2 separate regions of the Mus musculus genome follow, and region 2 is linked to region 1. The links are chromatin contacts, found by Hi-C or POLR2A ChIA-PET in ENCODE. All regions are on one chromosome and are shown on one strand. The core of a region is the stretch at or near the end of the contact, and the rest is flanking DNA. Distances in the headings are between cores, read along the strand shown.

Region 1 (6,029 bases), core at 36-2,535:
ACTAGGGAGTGGGGTGTGGTGGTTTGGATAAGAGTAGCCTCTGCCCAAAGTTCAAATATTTGAATGGTTCTTCATAGCCTGGTGTCATGCTTCCTACTGTGATGATAATGCACTAAACAAGCCCCCAAATAAAAGCTCTCTATCTTAAGAGTTGCCTCTCTATATCTTGGTCATGGTGCTTCTTCACAGCAACTTAACAGTGACAAAAATAGTCTGTATTCTACTACCAGGTCATTTTCCCAGCCCCTCTCTAGAAGATTCTAGGCGGGTGTCCCCTCACATCTCACGGGATTCTGTGAAGGGATTCGGACTTTGCTGCTCAGTCAAGCGCCTATAGCTTCACAACTGAAGTTCTAGCTTTTATAATGCAGTATAATATGGATGTTGGTATTCTGTCTGAACTCCACCCCCACAGTTACCTGGCAACAGCCAGGTAGGCCTGGCCCGCTAGAAAAGGGGCTGCTTGCCCCCTCATCCCTCTCTTACTCGCTCTTACTCTCCTACTCTTGCCTCTCTCTCTTGCCTCTTGCCCTCTTGCCCCCCCTCCCTCCCCATTTCCTTCCCTCTGCTCTCTCCGCGTGATCATGGCCAGCCTCTACTTCTCTACTCTCTCCTTCTCTCTGCCTTTCTCTGCCTCTACTACTCTCTTAACTCCCCTCCCCATGCCCTAAATAAACTCTATTCTATGCTATATCGTCATGTCACTGGTCCCTCTGAGGAAAGGGATGCCTTGGCTTGGGCTCGCTGAGGGACCCCCTCCCCCACACCTCACCACACCCCATAGAACACATTTTTTTTTACCTCTATATCTTATTATAATCACAACAGTGGGGCTTCAATGTTTTAAAAAGTATCCACAGCAGGACTTGGTGTCCCATGCCCTTAATACCAGTACTTGGGAGGCAGAGGCAGGGAGGTTTATGAATTCGATGCCACCCTGGATTACAGAGGCAGTTCCAGGACAGCCAGGGCTACACAGAGAATCTCTACCTGGGGTGGGGGTGAGGGGAGAAAAAAAGCGACCACCACCAACAACTTACTACAATTGTCTTTCATGCCATTTTACAAATGAATAACAAACAAACAAAAACAAAAACCAAAAACTCCCAAATCCCGAAAAGCAACTCAGGAGAACAAGTTTCCAAAAAAGCTATATCCAAGGACCTAACTACCTAACAGCTGTTAAAACAGCTAGGCGGTTAACCAAACTTTAGCATTCTGGGAAATGTAGTCCCAAAAGAGCACCAGAGCTAGGTGCTTCCACTGAGGCATTCTGGGAATGGTAATTCCCGCTCCAGAGGCTGCCAAAGTCGCTTCCACTTCCGCAAACCAAGGCGGCCTGGTGGTACTTCTGGTGAAGTGAGATCCTGAAGCTTTTCTGTGGCCCTGTACGCCCTTGCTCCTGGTATGCCTCCTCGGGGACCGAGTCCGCTGCTGGGGAGAAGTGAGAGGCGGAGGGATGGGGTGGGGGGGGGGCACTCCTCTTTCTTGGGCCCTTCCTGAAGTGGCGCTGCTCAGGATTATTGGACCCATCTCAGCTGCTTGTGGAGCCCCAGGGAGAGTCTAGCTTTCCACTGGAGTCTATCAGAGGAACGGTGATGGCAGATAGCAGTGCCCTAAAGCCTTAAGTAGTATGCAACTCTGGTTGTGATGTGGTGATGCGATGCGATGCGATGCGATGCGATGCGATGCGATGCGATATAATATGACTTACTTACTTTGAGAGGTAGGCGTGCCACAGCTTGTATACTGACAAGATCAGAAAGCAACTTTTGGAAGTTCAGTCACTTCTTCCACTGTGTGGGGTCCAGAGACTCAGGGGATCAGTTTCAGCGACAGTGGCCTTTATCTGCTGAGCTTTAGGTTTTTATAGGTCGTTATCTTTATGCACGTGGGAAAAGAGACTTTGTGGAGGCTCTTGCAAATGAGCAATGATTACTAGTAATTAAGCCTTTTACAGCAAGACAGAGGGATAATTTCACTCCCATGTATGCAAACAGTAACATGTAAGATAGCTGTCACAATTGACAGACCCTTCTGAGAGTGGTGGTCAGTCAAGACACAGCATGCATCTTAAACATTTGGTTTTTTTGGAAAACCCATCACCACAGCAGCCTTGTGAAGGTAAGAGTGCCCAGCACCCCTGAGCTTCCAGAAATAGAGAATGTGGTGAGTGAGTCTGGTAACCCGGAGGCTTAGTAGGAAGTAGGCAGAAAAGCCTGGTCAGCGCGCACAGCCCTTGGGGCTGATGGAGAAGCTGAGGAAGCCATGTGGACCAACTGTCCTAGCAGTGTTCTCACGAAGCCCCTCTTCCCCAGCTTGCTTCCCAGAGCCCTGCCTTGTCTCAAAGAGAAGAGAACAATGACCAAGTTACAGGTAAGTCGGGTTGCTTCCCCCATTCCCCGCAGTGCTAGGGATTGGAAACAGGACCCCTGCATGCTGGGCAAGTGCTCTACACAGAGCCTCTCTGAACTGCATGAAGGAAGAGGGGAAGTTGCTGAGAAGGAAGGTCTGGAAGGAGGAGGGATAAGAGGACGGTGGGACATGTGCTCAAAGTGCACTGCACACGAGAAAGTGTACAAGGATAAGTAAAATAAGTTGAACTAGAGAAAGTGGGTTGGAGAGATGGCTCAGTAGTTAAGGGCAGTTTGGTTCCCAGCAGCCACATCTGATAGTTTACAACTGCCTGTAACTCCAACTCCAGGGTGTCCAGTGCCCTTTCCTAACTTCCCAGGGACCTGCACACATATATACACACAGACACACATACATTTAAAAAACTGTTAAGTTCACTTATATTTTAAAGGTGACATCATTTTCCAAAGTTTGCCTAATTTTATTCTGCAAATAAATACAAGTCTTCCCTATTCATGTGATTTATGAATTTTTTCACTTTAAAATTTTGCATCATGATGATGATGAAATAAAGGAATTGTAACCATGCTAAGGTCATCTTTTGGAAGTTGGGCTTTCTTCTTCCACCTTGCTGAAACAGAGTCTCCTGTTTCTGGGACTCTGTGGAGACAGGTCCTGGTGCTCATTGGCAGCCATCCTACCTTTTTTTTGGCAAGTTCTAAGCCACAGAAAGACCCTGACTCTAAAACAACAGCAACAAAAAAGGTGGATAGTACCTGAGGAAGAGCACCAGAGATTGTCCTCCAACCTCTACATGCTGTGCATAAATATACGTGCATGCGTGCAGACATGTGGGCACACACGCACAGACTTCTGCTCGCCCTCACTTCCTGCACGGGGTGTCCTGAGGATTCATTTCCTGAGCAACCAGGGAGAGTGTACGGCTGCCATGGTGATGAAGAAAGGACAAACACACAGACACGTGTACAGACAAGCTGGGATCGAATGAGCTGTGTGCTATGATGGAGACACACCAGCAGCCCTGAAACTCAGCGCATATATTAGACACCGCTGAGCACCCAGGAGCCATGATTCAGGAAACTGCAGCATGAATACAAATGCACGGGTATTTTACATGGAGTTCAGCCAAGCTCCCCAGCTACACAGTACCCTCAGCTCCAGGGACTAGACGCTTGTTTTGCTAGCAACAGTGGTGATTTTCACACGTAATTTGTAGTCACCAGGTATCCCTGATTCTCTGTATTCTGGCCTAAACTGGGCACTTAAAAATTTGGGGGTACTTTGGTAACTGATTAAAAATGGCAGTTTTCTGAACTTTCCTTAATGAGATTGTTTTGCATTTATTGTAAGTATATGTATGGTGAAATTACACACATGCTCGCGTGTGCGCTCACGCTCTCTCTCTCTCTCTCTCTCTCTCTCTCTCTCTCTCTCTCTCTCTCTCACACACACACACACACACACACACACACACACACACACACAGTGTAGCCTTTATGGAACACTGTGTGGCCATGATTGGCTTAATACAGACAATAATGATAGTATTGTTGGGGACATATTGGCTGCTTAATGCATATCACACTGTGTTCTAGGTCCTTTCTGTGGTCTCATTCAATCCCTTCAGGCACGTTGATATGGAGGGACTGTTATGCAGATGGTAGTTGCACAAGCAAATCAGGCTGGAGCCTTAAAGTGTGAACCAAGGTCCTCAAGCTTTACAGAGCCAGTGCTCACAAACTTGTCCCCAAATGCAACTACTGTTGGCAGGGATGTGTTCCTGAGAGCACGGAATGAGCTGCATGGCTCTTCCAGAAGGTTTCGGAAGGCTGGCATCTTACTTAGGGTTTCTTTTTTCTCTCCCCTGATCCCCCTCAAGATAGTTTGTGTAGCCTAAGCTGCCCTAGAACTCACTCTGTAAACCAGGCTGGCCTGGAACTTGGAAATCCTCCAGCCTCTGTCTGCTGAATGCTGGGATTAAAGCCATGGCCCAGCCACAGTCTGCCTTCGTTTCTCTATTGATGCAACAAAACACCTTGACCAAAAAGCAAGTTGGGAAGGAAAGGGTTTATTTACCTTACACTTCTCTATTGCTGTTCATCATTGAAGGAAGTCTGGACAGGAATTCAAACGGAGCAGAAACCTGGAGGCAGGAGCTGATGCAGGGGCCATGGAGGAGAGCCGCTTACTGGCTTGTTCCCTATGGCTTGCTCAGCCTGCTTTCTTATACAACCCAGGATTGCCAGCCCAGGAATGGCCCCACCCACAATGGGTTGAGGCCTCCCCCATCAATCACTAAGAAAATACTTACATCTAGAGCCTATGGAGGCATTTTCTTTTTTGGTTGGTTTTTTGAGACAGGGTTTCTCTATCTAGTCCTGGCTGTTCTCTGTAGCCTAGCCTGGCTTCAGATCCACAGAGAGCAGTCTGCCTCTTCTTCCCAAGTGCTCAGATTAAAGAGGTGCACCACCGTCACTCAGTATCGGAGGTATTTTCATAATTGAGGGGTCCTCCTTTTAGATAACACTAGCTTGCACGAAGTTGACACAAAACCAGCCAGTACAGCGTGTTAGATGGACAGGCCTCAGGACTTAATGATTGATTCAGACTTGAGTGCCATCCACCAGATATTTCTGAACACACAAGCATTCCATAAGTTGGGGAATTTTTTGATTTGGGAATATTTGCATAGACTTTACTAATAAAGAATTCTGAATCTGAAGTTCATAATCTTGCTCAACATAAAAAAAATTTTTAAAGGATGACATCACTCATGAAATGGGTTTCCGAGCATTTTGGATTTGGGGATGAAAATACACCTGAGCTGTACTACGCAAGAGGATCTGGGCATCATGGGAGTAGGAGGAGCTGGACATTGCGAGCTGCCTTCAGTACAAAGTCAGCACGTTACTCCTGACATGGGTTGGTGCTCTCCAATTCTGAAATCCATGACTTCCAAGTTAATGTCCTGGACCTCGTGACCTAGCTGTGGAAATAACACCAAGTTTCTTGCATAGCATTTTTTTCTCTTTGCTGTCGCCATGGAGATGGGAGAAGAGGTATACTGGCTGGTGATATGTGTCAAGTTAACACAAGCTAGAGTCATCAAAGAGGAAGAAGCCTCAGTTAAGGAAATAGCTCCATAGAATCCAGCTGTAGGGCATTTTCTTAACTAGTGAGTGATGTGGGAGGGCCCAGCCCACGTTGGTGGTGCCATCCCTGGGCTGATATCAGGTCCTGGGTTCTATAAGAAAACAGGCTGAGCAAGCCATGATAAATAAGCAAGCCAGTAAGCTCACCTCCCCATAACCTCTGCATCAGCTCTATCCTCCAGGGCCCAGCCCTGCCTGAGTTCCCATCCTGACTTCCTTCAATAATGAACAGGAATATGGACGTGTAAGCCTAATAAATAAACTCTTTCTTCCCAACTTGCCTTTTGGTCACAGTGTTTTGTCTCAGCAATAGAAGCCCTAACTAAGACAACAGGCTCTGTGTAAGCAGTTGCTCAGGTCCTAGTGGCATTGGGAATGAATCTGAGGTGGCATGTGCTTGCCGTCACAGGAGGCAGTGACATTCAGGGACGTGGCCGTGGTCTTCAGCGAGGAGGAGCTGGGGCTGCTGGACGCTGCTCAGAGGAAGCTGTACCACGATGT
Region 2 (5,859 bases), core at 1,706-4,205, 91 kb before region 1:
AGTTCTCAAGGGAGTTGTAGTATTAGTATTTTGACTGGACCAGGATGCATTTTGATGCTTGGGAGACCACAAGCAGAGAAGCCTTGTAAGTTGGAGCCATGTAGACTTCAGTCAGAACCTTGACCTTTAACACATGGAGACAGTAACCAACCGGGGGAAAGTTGAGTGTGACCTGGAGGTATCTCAAAGGAAGGAACCAGATCACTTTCTTATGTTGCTGGTTGCAACCCCGTGTGGGGCTTCATTACCGTAAGTGACAGTCACAAGATATTTAGGAACACTACAAGCTTTCTGCATATCCAGGGACCAAAACCTCAGAATTCAACAGGTTCTAGGAGCTTCTGGCAGCTCTTACCCATGATGCAACTGTGTGACTTCACTGCAGCCTTCCTCAGAACACACCATCACCACACACAGGGCCCAGCCTCTCTGCTCAGGGTCGGCGTTGTTGTCTATGACAAATTGCATGGCTTTCTACAGTACACATGCTTTCTGTTCTTCCGGAAGCGTTGCTCACGGAGCTTTCCTGTTCTCGGTCTTCTAGTTCAGCTGCAGACTCTGTTGTGTGTCTCAGTGGGATTTTGACCATCCTCATTACTCCCCTTTACAGAAAGTGTTCCACGGCACTACTGTGCAAGTTAGGTTTTGTGGTTAATAAATTACCACTTACTGAAATTGTTTAAAATACATTTCTTCCCAATTAATAGTACATGTTTGAATTGTATATCTACATTGCGTACCTATATTCACAAGCAGTGCCTAAGACATCATATGCCTTCAGTAAACTGTTAAGCCAGCCTTGAGAAAGACAGTCACTTGAAAAATTTTTATTCAGTCTGCCAGCTGCAGTGGATGCAAAGCATGGAGTTTCCTGAAGAGGCTAAAGGAGGAAACAACATTTAATTCATATATGGTCTCAGAAAAATTTCCAAAAGAGGGCTGGAGAGATAGATGGCTCAGTGGTTAAGAGCACTGGCTGCTCTTCCAGAGGTCCTGAGTTCAATTCCCAGCAACCACACGGTGGCTCATAACCACCTGTAATGGGATCCGGTGCCCTCTTCTGGTGTGTCTGAAGACAGCTACAGCGACAGTGTACTCACATACATAAAATAAGTAAATCTTTAAAAAAATTCCAAAAGAATTAGAAAGCAAGAAAAAGGAATTGCATATTTAAAATAATCAATCTATTTTTATGCCAAAAGTGGTTTCTGAGTCAGCTATGGGCCACAGTAACTATCTCCAACTTGAGTCTAAAGTCAGTGAAATAAACACGGAGCTCAGTTGATTGAAAAGAAAATGATGAGAAACAAGCTAATGAAATAAAGGCAAGCTCTCACTGTATAGGCAACAGCTTCCATCATTTCTTGTAAAGAAGCAGGGACTGAGAAACTTCAGGAGACCAAGGAGAACAAAGCCAGTTTTGGCGGAGAAGGGGCCGGGGGCGGGGCCGGGGCGGAGCTAGTAGAAGCGAAGGGGCGGGGTAGAGGAGAAGGCAGTAGGGACAGAAGGAACTCTGAGACAGCTGAGCCAGGAGAAGCTGAGCTGAGTAGACAGGCAGAGCCGATGTTATAGCTTGGAGCGGTTAGAATGGGGAAAGCCGGAGAAGGACTGTTTACGCTGTTGGAAAACTGAGGGAGGAGTGGCCGGGAGAAATGTTTGAAGGGGCCTGGGCTGGAAACTGGAAGGAGGGAGTTAAGAGAATGGGTTATGCTGTGAAACAGCCAGCCATTTACATCTAGAATTACTACTACGTTGATCAATGGTAATATATTTAACTTTTCTAAGAGCAACTTTAAAAAATACACAGCTGTCCGCTTTGTATTCTTGCCATCAACATGCGATAGTTCAGTTCTCACATGTTATCATTTTCCCCCCACAAGGTAATTTGCCTATATCCATTTCTTTAAAAAAAATTCTAAAGATAAACATGTCCATGTTTGCTACTCTTATTTCTATTGAAATTGCTGAACCATGTTTGAATCTTCACTCCTTTTAAAAAGTTGGCTCTTGTGCTGGGGTTTATGAGTTTTCAAGGGCTGGCAAGGTGGCTCAGCAGGTAAACACTCCTGTTGCCCAGCCTGACAACCTGAGTTGGGTCCCCTGCACCCACATAGTGACTGCAAGGAGATTTACTCCTGTACGCTGTCCTATGACTTCCTCATTTGCGCTGTAACTGTGAGACCCCGAGCGTTCCCCCAAGCCCGTTTTCCCCGATCTCTGGGGATACAGCCAGAAAGAAGCTCTTTGTTCTCTATAGCCAGCAAAAAGCTTTTTTTTTTTTTTTTTTTTTTTTTTTCTGTGCCTTACAACCAGAGATGCGATAATTGTAGGAAGACCTAGCCAGGCCCTTGCTTGGCTCCCTGTGCCAAGGACACGGAGATAGACACAGGAGAGGAGCTATAGCTCACTCCCCCACCTCGCCAGAGAAGAACTGTTGCCAACTCTCCTCCCAACTCCTCCCAATTCCTCACTTTTCCTTTAAAAGACCCCCCCCCTACTGTTACCTCTGGGGGCCGAACTCCCCTGCCCTGCGCGGTCCTCAGCTAGCTGACAATAAAGCCTCTTGTGGTTTTGCATCAGGTGTGGTTTTATTGGGGTGCCAGCTCATCCCGGGACTTGAGCGGAGGTCTCCCCAGTTTCGGGGGTCTCACATAACATGCACGCACGCTCCCCACGCATGCATGAACACACCAATAAATGATTTATTTTATTTATTTATTTATTTTAGTATTTTGGAAAGTTTATTTATTCACTCACTTATTTATTTATTTATTTATTTATTTATGGATGTTTTCTCTGCATGTTTTGTCTGTGTACCTTGTACATGCAGTGCTCGAGGACGCCACGAGAGAGCGACGGGTCCTCCGGAGCTGGAGCAACTACGGTTTTGAGCTCCGCAGTTAGTAGCGCTCTCCGCACCACGTCATCTCTCCAGCGCCAAAGCCTATACGTCCTAAGGCAGACATCCTCCAATGTAAAGACGTTGCTGTCCAAGACTTTCTTAGGGAGTATGGGAAATGAAAAACAACAGGGAAATCCAATACGGGAGGATGGTGCTCCTCCCCTAGCTTCGGGACCGGCCACCCGCGCCTCTGCATCCTCACTTCCGTTACCACTGAGGGAGCCGAGCGTCACGCACGGTTTCTCCACGCGGAATTCTGGGAACTCGTCGGCTTCAGGCTAGCCTGTAGCCATCTGTCCCCCTGGATTTGAGTTATTTTAGCCAGGAACCTCCAGAATGACCCGCTAGATGCTTCTGAGATCGACAGCAATTGCGTCTCGGGTGAAAAGGAAGGAGCGAGGTTTGAAAGGTAAGGAGCAGCGGCGAGCTCCGGAGGGAGCGTCCTGGTGCCTGCAGGCCCTCGGCGCGAGCGGCTTCTGCAGTGCCCCCGCCCCGCCCCGTCCCCGCAGCCCCCTCTCCCTGCCTGCAGCCCTCTCTCTCCCATTCCGCAGCTCCCCTCCCCTCCTGCCCGCAGCCCTCTCCTGCCTTCAATCTCCTTCTCTGGTCCTGCAGCCCTTTCTTGCAACCCACTCTCCCTGCCCTCAGACCCCCTCTTCCGGCCCGCAGCAGCCCTCCCGCCTGCAGCAGCCCTCCCCTTCTGCAGTTTCCCTCTCCCCTCGTTACCCCCCTCCCTCCCTGCAGCCCTCTTTTCCTCTCTGAAGCCCCCTCTCCCTTCCTGTAGTCCCCCTCACTCCTGCAGCCACCTCCCTCCTGCAGCCCCCCTCTCCGCCTGCGGCCACCGCTCCCCTTCTGCAGCTCCCTCCCTGCTCCCGCGGCGCCCACCTTCTCCACCCCCTAGTCGGCTCTGCTTCTGCCCCTGCCGCACTAGCAGATCTCTCTGTGCATATCTTGGGTGTTCTGCAAAAGACAGACATTAGACCTTCCTAGTAGCATACTTGGAGAGAAAAAAAAAAAAAAAAGGATGGTGAAACACTCAAAACTGCCTGGCATGCAGGTCTCATGGAGAGACCATAGTAATACTTCATCCAGTTCTTGGCCGTCACAGTTGTGACCCATCTATGACCTTTAGAGGAAGGAGCTGGCTGCTTGCAGCAGGTACTGGGGCAGGAACTGTGAGATGTAATGTAGGGAATTTTATAATTTTACAATTTTTGGTTTCCCTGCAGCCCTGACTTCCCAAAAAGCAGTGCTGGAAGCCATAAGTGACTAAGATTGGCTGACGCTGGAGGATGTGTGGGTCGTACACCTGGGATTAACTTTTATTAGAGGTGAGTCTATACAGAGTGTTGTGCCCAGATGGCAGAAACCCCGAAGAGACCACCAGGCACCACAACTCGGAAGCAAGCACACGAACATCCTTGTCCTACTTTGAACTTGGGCCACAGACCTTCCCGATGGGACAGGAAGGAGAGTGACCCCCAGCACTAGGTGAAGGGATGGATAAAGGAAAAAAAAAAAACCCACAAGCGGGGGTTTCTAAGCCTTGGCACTGCATGAGAGGGTAAAAGAGTTTTCTTTCCAAGAACCCAAGGGTGGGGGCCATATCCCAGGCTAGCCTCTGACAATAGGCTGTTCAAACCCACATTTTACTGGTCCAAGCTCCCAGAGGAAGCCAGCCAGTATCATGAATATAGGTTAGCACTGGCTTGCAGGGATCTTGAGAGCGGGCTTTGTACATTTATTGAGACCTGTGTGTGTGTACGTGTGTGTGTACATGTGTGTGTGTGTACATGTATGGACGCCGGATGTCAACCTCGGGTTCCCAGGAACCATCCACTGTTTTTCTGTTTAATATTTATGTAGGGGTGGAAAACGTGAGTTGCGGTGTGGGTGTGGCGATTAGAAGACCACGCTGGGGAGATGCTGCCCATCTACCATCCTGTGTATCCTGAGGACCAAACTCGGGCTTGGTGGTAAAAGCTTTTATCCACCAAATCCTCCCTCGTGGACTTCGAGATTGCCTAATTAGGTGAGGCCAGCTGACCAAGAAGCAGGAGAGATGCCATTATCTGCCTTCGCAGAACTGGCTTTATAGATCTGTGTGTGCCACTGGCATGCAGCCCCCTCCTCCCCAACCCCTGACTTTTCAAGTAAAATGTGCCCTTGGGATGAAACGCAGGTCTTTGTGCTTTGCCCAGCAAGCTCTTTACCAACTAAGCCATCTCCCCAGTCCCTGGTATTAGGTTTTTAAAAAAAGTTGTTTTCACCAATTCTTTTTTTTTTTTTAACTTTTTTTCCCCCAAAGATTTATTTATTATTATATGCAAGTACACTGTAGTTGTCTTCAGACTCACCAGAAGAGGGTGTCAGATCTCATTATGGGTGGTTGTGAGCCACCATGTGGTTGCTGGGATTTGAACTGAGGACCTTCGGAAGAGCAGTCAGTGCTCTTACCCATTGAGCCATCTCACCAGCCCTGTTTTCACCAATTCTGGTATTTCCAAATAACTTTTTTTTTTTTTTAACATTATAGACATGGAGATGTCTAAAATTACAGATCATGTTAAAAAAAAAAAAACAGAACTGTTACAACTTTAGTATGCAACTGGAACAATGGCTCTTTTAGTTTGGTTCTGTCAGGTTTTCTTGGGTAAGTTTCTTTTAAATGGCAGCTGTGTTCCTTGGACTGGGCTGTCCCATGCAGCAGTTTAGAAACTCACCGTGAACCAGCAGAGAGAATTTCCTCTCCTGGGACAGTACCCAGGCTCAAACCCTGCCCATCTAACTGAGAACTCCTGCACGTACACCCCAAACCCTGCCCATCTAACTGAGAACTCCTGCACGTACACCCCAAACCCTGCCCATCTAACTGAGAACTCCTGCACGTACACCCCAAACCCTGCCCATCTAACTGAGAACTCCTGCACGTACACCCCTGCAGTCTGCATCCCAGGTGA

Evidence for each region. Hi-C counts contacts between places; a loop is a spot of excess contacts on that map. ChIA-PET counts read pairs that join two places held with the same protein, here RNA polymerase II (POLR2A).
Region 2: a map of left cerebral cortex shows a loop between it and region 1 (10-fold over the local background). The contact joins the promoter of Zfp61 here to the promoter of Zfp111 in region 1. A Hi-C loop is called at or near these places in 1 of 37 maps with a recorded cell type or tissue (left cerebral cortex). POLR2A ChIA-PET finds 5 or more read pairs at or near these places in 4 of 5 experiments (Patski and embryonic stem cell).

The regions. Positions count from the first base shown.
Region 1 is chr7:24,203,405-24,209,433 of GRCm38, reverse strand. Zfp111 (zinc finger protein 111) reads left to right here and starts at 1,285. Exons shown (of 4, transcript NM_019940.2): 1 at 1,285-1,405; 2 at 2,319-2,376; 3 at 5,938-6,029. The coding sequence starts at 2,362.
Region 2 is chr7:24,296,645-24,302,503 of GRCm38, reverse strand. Zfp61 (zinc finger protein 61) reads left to right here and starts at 2,955. Exons shown (of 7, transcript NM_009561.2): 1 at 2,955-3,311; 2 at 4,129-4,230; 3 at 4,766-4,931. It overlaps Zfp94 (zinc finger protein 94), which reads left to right. Exons shown (of 6, transcript NM_001199321.1): 6 at 1-800.